Linked DNA regions of Homo sapiens: all the other regions are linked to region 2. The links are chromatin contacts, found by Hi-C or POLR2A ChIA-PET in ENCODE. All regions are on one chromosome and are shown on one strand. Each heading gives the region's core, a stretch centred on a gene start or an enhancer-like site at or near the end of the contact. The rest is flanking DNA. Distances are from core to core; before and after follow the strand shown. Region 1 holds the start of EFCAB6-DT (EFCAB6 divergent transcript). Region 2 holds the start of NUP50-DT (NUP50 divergent transcript). Region 3 holds the start of TBC1D22A-DT (TBC1D22A divergent transcript). Region 4 holds the start of GTSE1-DT (GTSE1 divergent transcript).

Evidence for each region. A loop is a pair of places that touch in the nucleus more often than their neighbours do. ChIA-PET counts read pairs that join two places held with the same protein, here RNA polymerase II (POLR2A). Pooled maps may share reads with other maps.
Region 1: a loop to region 2 is called in a map of CD4-positive, alpha-beta T cell, with 6 times the contacts of the local background. The contact joins the promoter of EFCAB6-DT here to the promoter of NUP50-DT in region 2. A Hi-C loop is called at or near these places in 3 of 168 maps with a recorded cell type or tissue (CD4-positive, alpha-beta T cell, ascending aorta and vagina), 1 of 37 single-sample maps with no recorded cell type and 10 of 50 pooled maps.
Region 3: a pooled map shows a loop between it and region 2 (7-fold over the local background). The contact joins the promoter of TBC1D22A-DT here to the promoter of NUP50-DT in region 2. A Hi-C loop is called at or near these places in 1 of 37 single-sample maps with no recorded cell type and 6 of 50 pooled maps. POLR2A ChIA-PET finds 5 or more read pairs at or near these places in 1 of 52 experiments (activated CD8-positive, alpha-beta memory T cell).
Region 4: a loop to region 2 is called in a map with no recorded cell type, with 14 times the contacts of the local background. The contact joins the promoter of GTSE1-DT here to the promoter of NUP50-DT in region 2. A Hi-C loop is called at or near these places in 2 of 37 single-sample maps with no recorded cell type and 9 of 50 pooled maps. POLR2A ChIA-PET finds 5 or more read pairs at or near these places in 2 of 52 experiments (PC-9 and activated naive CD8-positive, alpha-beta T cell).

What each region holds. Positions count from the first base shown.
Region 1 is chr22:43,810,981-43,813,680 of GRCh38, reverse strand. EFCAB6-DT (EFCAB6 divergent transcript) reads right to left here and starts at 1,259. Exons shown (of 2, transcript NR_186822.1): 1 at 697-1,259. EFCAB6 (EF-hand calcium binding domain 6) reads left to right here and starts at 1,376. Exons shown (of 32, transcript NM_022785.4): 1 at 1,376-1,513. RefSeq lists enhancers at 1-770, 1,012-1,281 and a silencer at 1,613-1,854.
Region 2 is chr22:45,162,394-45,165,093 of GRCh38, reverse strand. NUP50-DT (NUP50 divergent transcript) reads left to right here and starts at 1,313. Exons shown (of 3, transcript NR_038956.1): 1 at 1,313-1,517. It overlaps NUP50 (nucleoporin 50), which reads right to left and starts at 1,169. Exons shown (of 8, transcript NM_007172.4): 1 at 798-1,169. RefSeq lists silencers at 398-577, 608-837, 1,608-1,657 and an enhancer at 718-1,240.
Region 3 is chr22:46,761,278-46,763,977 of GRCh38, reverse strand. TBC1D22A-DT (TBC1D22A divergent transcript) reads left to right here and starts at 1,450. Exons shown (of 1, transcript NR_186691.1): 1 at 1,450-2,067. It overlaps TBC1D22A (TBC1 domain family member 22A), which reads right to left and starts at 1,328. Exons shown (of 13, transcript NM_014346.5): 1 at 1,130-1,328. The coding sequence starts at 1,191. RefSeq lists a silencer at 621-680 and enhancers at 801-880, 1,581-1,710, 1,447-2,281.
Region 4 is chr22:46,295,336-46,298,035 of GRCh38, reverse strand. It overlaps GTSE1-DT (GTSE1 divergent transcript), which reads left to right and starts at 1,376. Exons shown (of 1, transcript NR_024009.1): 1 at 1,376-2,700. It overlaps GTSE1 (G2 and S-phase expressed 1), which reads right to left and starts at 1,166. Exons shown (of 12, transcript NM_016426.7): 1 at 1,105-1,166; 2 at 557-656. The coding sequence starts at 635. RefSeq lists an enhancer at 649-758 and a silencer at 909-1,108.

The DNA.
Region 1 (2,700 bases), core at 10-2,509, 1.4 Mb after region 2:
GTGTTATGAAAGTATTTTTTGGCCCCATGGACAGTCTGAAAGGGTCTCAGGATCCCCAGGGATTCCCAGACCACACTTAGAGCACTGCCTATAATAAAGAAGGCAAATGGGGAGGGATCCAGGACACAGTTAGAGGGACTGGCCTCTGTAAGAGACCCTCTTTTGGGGCAAGAGGAAAAGAGGCGATGAATGCCAAAGTGATTGTGAAGGAGTGCATTCCATTCTTATGCATTACATTTTCTCAATGGGATAAGACCCATGGTCATTGAGTCCGGTGAGGAAGTAGTGAGTGCGGGAGGTCTGAGACAAGCCATGGGAAAGAATTCTCTTGGTGAACAGGAAAACTAGCTGCCCAGTGAAGTAGTCAGAGTGCCCAGCAGGGACCGCATAGTATCCATCTTTGCAGCACACACCAGGGCACCTAATTGACCTGCCGCAGCCATGTGTGCAAGGAATTCCAAGCTGCACACGTCTGCCTGGCTGCTTCTCTCCCACAGTGAGCAGTGTGGCAGGGTGCCTAAGAGCAAGCTCCATAGGTTCTCATTCTGCTCCTACCCCTGACTGGCAGTGTGTCCTTGAACAAAATGCTCTGTGTGCCTCAGTTACCTATCTGTAAAATGGGAGTAACCACAGCACCCACCTCACAGGGTTGTTGTGAAGACAAATGAAGATGACAATTACATGTAAAGTACATACCTAGGATGGGTGAGTGCCTGGCAAGGGAAGTGCTCCATAGGGTCAGCGACAACAATTACATTCACTCACGTGATTTATGGCGCTTCCACTCGGCCCTCTGTCTTAGTAATAATTCACTCATTTAGCGAATATCAATGGAATGGATGCTTACTGTGGGTATGGGCGGAGGCTGAGGTTACAGCCTGGGCAAAGCAGGCCAGCTCCCGTCCTCACCGGCTGTCTCCTCGAGCAGACAAGCGGACCCAGTGAGACCCGCTACGTGGTGGCACAATGCGAGTCCCCATGACTGCTCACCCTAACGAAGGCGCAGGATGCGGTAGGGGCTTTGCGGACCTCACTGCAGCCAATCCTGACCACAGGCCCCAGTGGGCACGCTTAGCCTTTTACAGATGCAGAGTCTGCTTCTCAGAGCAGGGGGCTGACTTCCCCCGGCTACACGGCCCTATGCAGTTCGGTGGGACCGGGCCGACCGCCCAGCTCGCGCTAAAGCCCACGTAACAGAAACCCGCTCCCATGACACGGGTCGCCAGGGTTCCCGCTCCCCAGAGAACGGGACTTCCGGCGGAAATTTCTTCCGGGAGCGGAGGCGCGGGACTGACCTGGCCCCGCCCCCTCCTCGTTTATCTCCAATTGACCAATCACAGCTCAGCTTCTTGCCAGGCGCGTAGGCTCATTCTCCAGTCAGCGACTGCCGTCGTCTCTCGGGCAACAGCGTCCTAGAGACGCCGAATGGGCAGCCCCTCTGAGACCCCGCGGCTTGGGGTCCGCGCACGCGGGTGCCGGCCCAGCTAGGCGGAGAATCGAGGAGGGGTTCCCGGTAAGGCTGTATTCGGGGTGGCCACGCGCGTGCGACAGGCCGAGGAGGGGCCGGGCGGGCGGGCAGCTCCGTGGGTCTCACTGCCCTGAGAAGGCCGGCGCTGCTGCCCACCCCCAGGGACGAAGGGGTGGTGATTCGTTTATTCAGGTGTTCATGGCGCGTCTGCTTGTGCCAGGCATGTTGTAGGCCCTGGGGCCCTGTGGGGAACAGTAGGGCCCCTGTTCCCGTAGCTTACCTGATATGTGGAGAAGAACGATAAACAACGCTGACGGTGGTGACGTCTTCTTCCCTGCCTCTCTGTGAGAATCAGCTGGGAAATGTGTGTGGAAACGCCCTAAATCTCTCCAGTTTACAACATGTCTCATGCCCCTGATTTCATTTGTGCCCACAGCAGTCTTGTGAATGTCATGATTGACTCCCTCCTGTAGACAGACGAGGACTTGAAACCTGTGGGGTGAAGGGGCTTTTCCAAAGTCACACAACTATCTTAGGAAGTTTCTGAGCCAGAATTCAAACTCATTTCTGTATCACGGCAAAATCTCTGCTCTTTTACACTCTTCTCCCACAGCCTGCACATAATTACCCCTGCCTCCCTCAGAAATTTTGTTTGGAAGCACTTTGTGAGGTATACATCTGTATAGGGCTTACTTGAAGGTTGTCCAAATCACCCCTCTCTCTACTCCCTTCCTTTCTCTCCAAATCTTTGCCTTTCAGGATGTCTTGCCCCTGTTAAGAGGACTCTTCTTTTCTTTTCTTTTTTCTTTTCTTTTCTTTTCTCCCTCCCCTCCCCTCCCTTCCCTTCCCCTTTCTTCCCTTCCTCCCCTCCTCTCTCCTCCCCTCCCCTTCCCCTCCGCTCCCCTCCCCTTCCCTCCCCTCGCCTCTCCTTTTCTTTCCTGATGGAGTCTTCCTCTGTCACCCAGGCTGGAGTGCAGCGATCCCAGCTCACTGCAACCTCCACCTCCCGGGTTCAAGCGATTCTCGTGCCTCGGTGTCCCAAGTAGCTGGGATTACAGGCGCCTGCCACCACGCCCAGCTAATTTTTGTATTTTTAGTACAGACGGGATTTCACCATGTTGGCCAGGTTGGTTTCAAACTCCTGACCTCAAGTGATCCATCCGCCCGCCTTGGCCTAATTTAATATGTGTTCCTAAATGGGTGGCCTTAACAGAAATGCTGTAAATCAATTC
Region 2 (2,700 bases), core at 64-2,563:
TCTGGTGTAGCTCTGCCCTTGGAAAGCTCAACTTGTCAACATCACCTTAAAACGAAAACACAGATTTGGCTACACTTAATAGTGAAGTGCCTTGTTGGAGGAAAACAACAAGGGGGCCAAGTAAGGAGACAGAAATACCTAATCTCCAAGCTGGTTCTTAATGGAACCGAGCAAATGGGTGATGAATAACCCGGGAACGCAGTAAGACAGGCCAGAGAGGTAATGCGCCCAAGAGAAGAGAGACGAGGGGCGGCCAGGGGGAGAGGAAGCTCGAGAGGAATCGCTAGGAAGGAAACGGAGAAGACCACGCCAGGACAGCCCTGCCAGCCCCCTACCTCCGGCGGGGCCGCAGGGGAGAGTCTCACTCGAGTCGGACGCCGCAGCCCGGTGGGGCCCGGGCCCCGCTTCAAAAACAGCCGGGGCTGCGTCGCCGCTGTCATCCCACCCCACCCTCCACCCGTCGCTCCCCCACCGCGCGCCCCGCCCGGCCCGTGCGCCCGACCCAGGCTCCCTCCCTAGAGTCCCGACCTCTAGCCCTGTACCCCACTTCCCAGGGTCCCGTCCTCCAGCCCCTTAAGCCCCTCCCCAGGGTCTGGTCCCCCGGCCCCGCACCCCTCCCCAGGGGCCCGTCCCCCGGCGCTGAACCCGCACCTCCCTCCCCAGGGTCCAGTCCCCAGCCCTGCACTCGCACTCCCCTCCCAGGCCCGAGCCCGCTCCCGCCCTCCCGGCCCTGGGCTCTCAGCACCAGGCTCCCGCCCTCAGCCTCTTCTCCTCCCGCGCCCGCCGCCGCTCCTCACCTCCTCGGCGGCCGCCGCTGCACTCGCTGGGTCTTGGTTGCGGCGAAACCCGGGGCGCAGCGGCGCAGGGGTCTGGAGCCCGCAGGGGTCGCCGGGCTGAGCGCGCTCGGCCGCTTCCGGTGCTGCGCTGCGGAACTCAGAGGACTTAGTGCTCGGCAAGCCCAGAGACTCAAACACCATATCCCTGGGGGGGCTCCTCACGCTGTGTTCGGCAGGGAGGCGAGAGCGCCGGTTCAGCCAGAGACAGCTGGGGGAACCGCGCCGAACACGCTCCGGGCGGCCATTTTGTAACTCGAATCTACCCCCAAAACCAATTCGAAAAAAAGGGAGGAAAGAAACGCCCGCGTTCAGCTACTGCGCAAGCGCGCCGGCGCTTCCGGCAGTAGCACCTCCTTCCGCCGGCCGGGCCCCTTACGCGGCGCATGCGCCCAGCTCCCTGGAAACCGGCGCGGGGCTGAGAATGCCGGTCTCGCGCAAGCGCGCACGCGCCGACCTTGATCTCGTAGCCGGCGCCAGCAGCCGCGCTTTGGGGCGTCGGCTCACGTGGGGCCGGCAACGCGTCTTCCAGGATGTTCGCGCGCTAGTCGCCGCTGAGGGGCCGGCGATGCGCGAGGAGTTCCGGCGAGGAAGGTCGGTCAGTGGACATGGCCGAGGCCCGCGGTGTCCGCGTGTGGGAGCTGCAGGGCTGAGGAGAGGCCGCCCGCAACCCTCGGGAATCGTGTGAGGTGCCACTGGGGTCGCTTCACATCAGGAGGCCCCGTCTCGGGGGACGCGCGCAGGTGACCCTGCTGGTCGTACCTGGCCGGGGTGGCCCGGAGGGGCTGGGTCTCGGCGCCAGGAGGGGCCGTGTGGGCCGCCTGTTAAAGGACCCCTCGTTCGCTGACATTTGATTTTGCATTGGGTGCCTTCTCTTCTGTTTTTTTCAGCCAGTGAGATCCGTCCTGGGCACTCAGCTGTAGAGCAGGGGAACGAGTCCTGCGCTTTTTGCGCTGAGGTCTCCTGGCCCGTAGGCCAGGCAGCCTCTGAGCTCCTTTCTCACCAGCAGCTTGCGATCCCTCATCCCTGGCCCTGTCACTCCCAGCTGTTTCCAGTGCCGCCCTTTTTTTTTTTTTTTTTTTGAGATGGAGAGTTTAACTTGTTCGCCCAGGCTGGAGTGAAGTGGCACGATCTTGGCCTACTGCAACCTCTGCCTCCCGGATTCAAGCGATTCTCCTGCCTCAGCCTCCCGAGTAGTTGGGATTACAGTCGTGCGCCACCACGCCCGGCTAATGTTTATATTTTTAGTAGAGACGGGTTTTCACCATATTGGTCAGGCTGGTCTCGAACTCGTGACCTCAGGTGATTCCCTCCCCCCGCCCCACCACCTCAGCCTCCCAAAGTGCTGGGATTACAGGCCTGAGCCACCGTTCCCGGCCTCGAGCGCCTTCTTATAAACTGGATGGTGGTTTTTGTTTTCACCTTCAAAGTCGAATCTCCCTAGTCCGTTTATTACCAGAAAGAGGTCTCCACTCAGACCCAGCGAGAGGCTTCTTGGATGTCGCGTAGGAAAGAATTCGGGGCGAGTCCACGGACTAAAGTGAAAGCAAGTGTATTAGAGAAGTGAGAAAGCAAAAGAATGGCAGAGCAGGGCATTCCTGAAAGCGGGAGGAGGAAGGCGCCCGCCTTAGGTACAGTGCTTGTTCAAATCTAAGGTAACACAGCCAAAGAAATCTTGGGGGACATGGGCTCTACCACGAGGGCCCACGACCAAGGTTTCATGCGCGTCCGTGTGAAGAGACCACCAAACAGGATTTGTGTGAGCAACATGGCTGTTTATTTCACCTGGGTGCAGGCGGGCTGAGTCCAAAAAGACAGTCAGCGAAGGGAGATAGGGGTGGGGCCGTTTTATAGGATTTGGGAAGGT
Region 3 (2,700 bases), core at 201-2,700, 1.6 Mb before region 2:
GGATTACAGGCATGTGCCACCATGCCCAGCTAATTTTGTATTTTTAGTAGAGACTAGGTTTCTCCATGTTGGTGAGGCTGGTCTCAAACTCCTGACCTCAGGTGATCTGTCCACCTCGACCTCCCAAAGTGCTGGGATTACAGGCGTGAGCCGCCACACCTGGCCAAAAGTAAACTTTTCTAACTGGATGCAGTAAATTCCAAAGTTTATCATTCAAACACTCAAACAATAATATTTATTATGAAACAGGAGTACAAACCATTTTACTGTGTTTATGAATGATTCTACTCAGACTTATCTTCGTAACACAATTCATAATTTTCAGCATTCCAGACTTCAGCTTTGGAACAGAACTATGTTCTGAAATCTTGACGTTTGCTTATCTCTGATCTGTTTTCACCAGTGGCTGATTTTATCCTAGGTACCCTCCACGTAATGTCTCATTCCCTAGGGCCCTGGCATAGCTCAGCGCCACAGCAATCAGACAAGGACTCTGGAGCTCTGGAGCTGTATAGCATCTAGGGTGTACCCAGGTCATTCCAGCCGAAGAAAAAAAAAAAAAAAAAAAAAAAAAAAAAAAAAACTTCCTGCTAACACAACATAGGAGGTGGTTTTGACACCAGCAAGCAGAAACATGGAAACTCACAGGGAAACTCTAGTCCTCTTCTATGCTCAAGGCAAGAGCCGCAGCCCTCAAGAGACCACAGGCAAATCAAGTGGGTCAAAAACACCACACCCCCTGCAGAAACTGATCCACCCAGCAGACGGGGGGCCTCAGCCCGGCCAGCTTCCGGACTCCACCAAACTTCACAGCATGACCCGAATCAGTTCCTTCCAGCCTCCCCAAGGAGCCCAGGAGTTTCTCGGAAAGAAGCCTGCCAGTGTCAGGAAAAACGCCAATAGCTCCTCCTCGTCCTTGCAAGCCTCGATCCTACGTGCAGCCACTGTCACCCCCAGACCCCACGCTCCGACCTCCGAGCCCCCCAACGCCCGTCACACCATCCAGCAGTCTCCTCAGAGTCCAAGTTGCCCTCTCCAGACCCCCGACTCCACCCGCAGCCCAGGAGGCCAACGCGGCCACCTGACCTCTGACCCCTGACCCCGACCTGGCCCTCCGCGGCACACCCACCTGCCCGGGAGCTTGCTGTTGCTGCGCTTCCAGAATTGCTTCCTGGCCCCGTCGCTGGCCATGGCCCCTCCTCATCCCTCAGACCCGCGGCCCAGACACCCCGAGTGCACCCGGCCCTCCCCTAGCGGCCCTTTCCTGTGCCCCGGGTGGCCCCTCACTGCTCCCGGGACTCCAGAGCCTAGAGCCGAGAAGCTCTTCCGCCTCCTTCCGGAAGTTGTGCCTACGCGCGCCCGGAAGTCCCGCCTAAGTCCCTGGTGGCGAGTGACGCAGCACTCCGAGCGCCCGTCGTTATTAAAGGGCGACGCCGCGCAACGCACGTTACACGCATCGCGGAGGGAGCGGAGGTGGTTGGGTTTCTGAGTTTGAGTCTGTCGCTCCTGGCTCTCCCGACACAACAGCGGCGCCCACCTGCCCGCAACGGACTCCCAGGAGCCTCGAGCTCCTCATTTCCAAAGCTGAACTGCCCCGTGTCTGATTCCGATTTCTCTTGAGCGCGTTTCGGAGCCGGCCCAGAACAGAGGGAAGCCAGACACACCATACCCGGCCCAACAGTGGCAGGGCGGCTGCGGGTGCTGGTCAAGCTGGGTCACCCGGCACTGAGTGACGATCAGCAAATACTCAGTGGACGAAATATTTGCAGTGCAGTGAGGTGAGGGGCATAACCGCGGAGCGTATTCGAAGAGATGAGAGAGACTGGGGATTAGGCCAGGCTTGAAGGGAAGAATGGTTTGAGCACCGAGGACAAGAATTAATTCCCCAGGCCTGGGTTCCAGCCTTGTGCGGCTATCACGTGCTTGAAACCTGGCTAGTCCGGAGTGAGATGCGCTTTACGTGTAAAATACAGGATTCCAAAGACGTCGTATAAAATAATTTGTATATTGTTTGCATGTTAGGTAACATTTTTAATGTATTGGATTAAATAAAATGCATTAAAATTATTTTTACATTCCTTTTACTCTTTTTAAAATTATTTTTACCTTTTTTATTCTTTTTTTCCGGGGGGGACTGGGGGTGGGTGTCTTGCTATGTTGCCCAGGCTAGTCTCGAACTCCTGCCCTCTAGTGATCCTCCTGCCTCACCCTCCCCAGTAGTTGGAACTGCAGGTGCACACGTTATGACTAGATCTTTTTACTGTGTGTGTGTGTGTGTGTGTGTGTGTGTGCAGAAAATCACTAAAAAAACCGTGTCTGGTTTGCATTACATTTCTGTGCTTCTTAGACCAAAGATTGAATGCTCAGGGACTGTCATTTCAGACTGGAGCTTTAGTGTATTTGGAGCTCCTGCCAGTTCTCTTTTAAAACAAAAATCTAAGACATATTTTCTGATTAAGAATTTCCCTGGAGGCTGAGGCAGGAGAATAGCGTGAACCCGTGAGGCAGAGCTTGCAGTGAGCCCAGATCGTGCCACTGCACTCCAGGCTGGGCGACAGAGCGAAACTCCGTCTCAAAAATAATAACAATTTCCCATGCCTCTTCATTTACTGGTAAGTAACATTGACTTAGTACTTACTATGTGCAAGGCGTCCTACTCTCCTAGAATCCTCTCCTAGTAGGGCTCAGAAGGCCCCAGGG
Region 4 (2,700 bases), core at 127-2,626, 1.1 Mb before region 2:
AGTACAGATCACGCCTTTGCACTCCAGCCTGGGTGAGAGAGCGAGACTCCGTCAATAAATAAATAAATAAATAAATAAAAACGCTTTGAGAGAAAAAGAGGGTGTGGCCTGTAACTCATTCTGTGAAGCTGTACCCTCACCTTGATACCCAAACCAGTCAAAGACACAAGAAGAAAGGGGTTTGGGGCCAGGCTTACTCATTAACATGGTCTCAAAGATCCTAAATAAGTCTTAGCAAACAGAAACCAGCGACAAACAAAAAAGAAAACATCGAATTCAATACAATAAATATTTGAGAGCCCACAAAGTGTTAGGTGCTGTTCAGGGCATGGGAGCACTGCGGTAAATAAAACGGATGAGAATCCTGGCTGTGATGAAACTTAAAATGGGGAGGAGGTGAAAGAAAACCAGAAAACGAAGGCAGATGTCATGTGTTTCACAGGTGCAGAGTACAAGTCGAGCACTTGAGAAAGAATTTCTCAGGGAAACATTAAATCACCCTCCATCTCTACTGAACATCCTGAACAACAACAGCGCCGCAGCAGCAAGGACTTGCCTTCCTTCTTAGGGTCATCCATGTTCACGTCCCCTGCCCGGCAGGCTGAAGGCTCATCGCGGCCGCCGCCTCCTTCCATGGAGAGAGCTGTCAGAAGTCACTGCAGGGTGGAACGGGGCCAGAAAGTGAGTACGTGTCAGGGCCCAGGGCTCCGGCTTCCTTCAGCCCTCGGCTCACAGAGGCAGAGAGAGCTGAAGGCCGCGGCCAGGTCTGGGAGAGGCGGCGCGGGGGCCGCTCTGAAATGATCGCATCCCAGGGGACCCCAGGGCCCGAGTGCCGCCAGGCCGGGAGTCAGCCCGAACGCCATCAGACGAGATAACGGAATTCTCGGCTTCTGGGCCAGAGTGTTGGGGGCTCTGTTTGCCTGGGGGGCAGCCCTAGACCTCCCGGCATCCCCGACCACGGCGCGAGGGGCCTCAGTGACCCCTGCTCGAGCCCAGGCCCGGCTCCTGGCGGGGCGCGGCCCCTCCCCGTCCCGAAAACGGCGGGCACCGCGCCGCACCGGGCCCACCGGGCAAGCCTCGCCCCCGACCCTGACCCCACCTTACCCAAAGCGGCAGACGATGCAGGACGCGCCTCCGGCACGGATTTAAACGCGGCGCCGGGAGACGCGGGTTGCCGATTGGTCGGTTTGAAAAGGGCTCCGAGAGGCGGCGGGCTGGGTGCGTCCTGGGTATTGTAGTCAGGACGCTGGTAAGAAGCGTCCAGTGCGCATGCGCACTGCTTCAGCGCAGCGAATGGCTCCGCACAGCGCCAGGGATCACCCACCCGGAAGTCTGCCCGGCCTGGCCGCCAAGTGTCACTAGGTATCCGCGTCAAGCCGGAACCATGTATAGCAGCTCCTTGTGTGTAGGGAGAAAGTTAAAACTGCCATCTAAGGGTGTCGATGGGAAGACTAAAAGTAGGCTCACCCACCTGCTGTGAAGCAGCGCGCGCGAGCTGTTACTAACAGTAGTGAAAAGCCGGGATCCCTGCCCCCGAGGCACGCACTGGGGCGCCGGCTGACCCAGAGACCTGAGGGAGACTCATTGCCGGAGCTGCACAGCCTGTGGGGCTGGAGGGGAACCGTCGCCCTTGGCGGGCTTCCCCAACCGCCAAGGCCTGAGGACCGCCGAGGGCGTGGCGGGAGCCTGTCCTCGGTTTTACAGGCCGGCTGGGGAGCTGCGTTGGAGGAGAGAGCCAGGGGCTGGGGCCCGGTGATGGAGCCTGCCTTGGGGAGTGCATGTGTTGGAGAGAGGTGGGAAGCAGATAGGATAACCCTGACCTGAGCCATGGAGACGCAAGGACAGGACTGGTAGACGGGTCAGTGGGCAGCAACTTAAGACTGACCTCGCTTGAGCCTTTGCCTGCGAACGAGGTATAATACCCACCTCGGGGGCTTGAGGATCAAATGAGGGGCTCCACCCACGGCAAAGTGTCACTAAGCGGGATGGAGGAGGATGCAGGAAGAGGAGTCTGGGAGGACCCGCTCTGAAAAGGATGGAACTCGAGAGCACCATTTTCAGGGACGAAGATAAGCTGTTTATTTGGGGCAGGCTGTGGGGAGAGCTGTGCAGCAAACAGCCACCCGGGGCCCAGGGCAGAGGCCTTCCAGGCTGGCTCGGGCACTTCTGGGTCCCATGTCCCTGGTTTTGCATCATCCATACCAATCACTCCATGTTGCTATGTTCCTTCACCAGAAGACTGGGGGCTCAAAAAGGGCAGGGCAGCCCTCACTCACCAGTCTCCCCAGCCTCACCCAGCTCAGCACAGGGCACCAGGCAGGGGCTGAGAGTGCTGGGGTAGGTGGGTGTGGTCAAACAGCTTGGAAAGAGTTTGGCCTGCTCATTGCATTCCCCTCAGCTCATCCTGGGGATGTCTGCTCATGGGAGAATGGCAGAGGGATCCCCAACAGTCATTCCTGATACTCCTCTCCCTGTATCATGTCAGCACATAGTAGGTGTGGCCTATGTATGGCAGATTCATTTCTGCCCCCAATAGGATTTGCTGTAGTTTGGATGTGTGTCCCCTCAAAATCTCATGTTGAAATGTGATCCCAATGTTGGAAGTGGGGCCTGGTGGGAAGTAATTGGGTCGTGAGGGCAGATCCCTTATGAATGGTTCAGCACCATCCCCTTGGTGATGAGTTCTTGCTTAGTTCACAC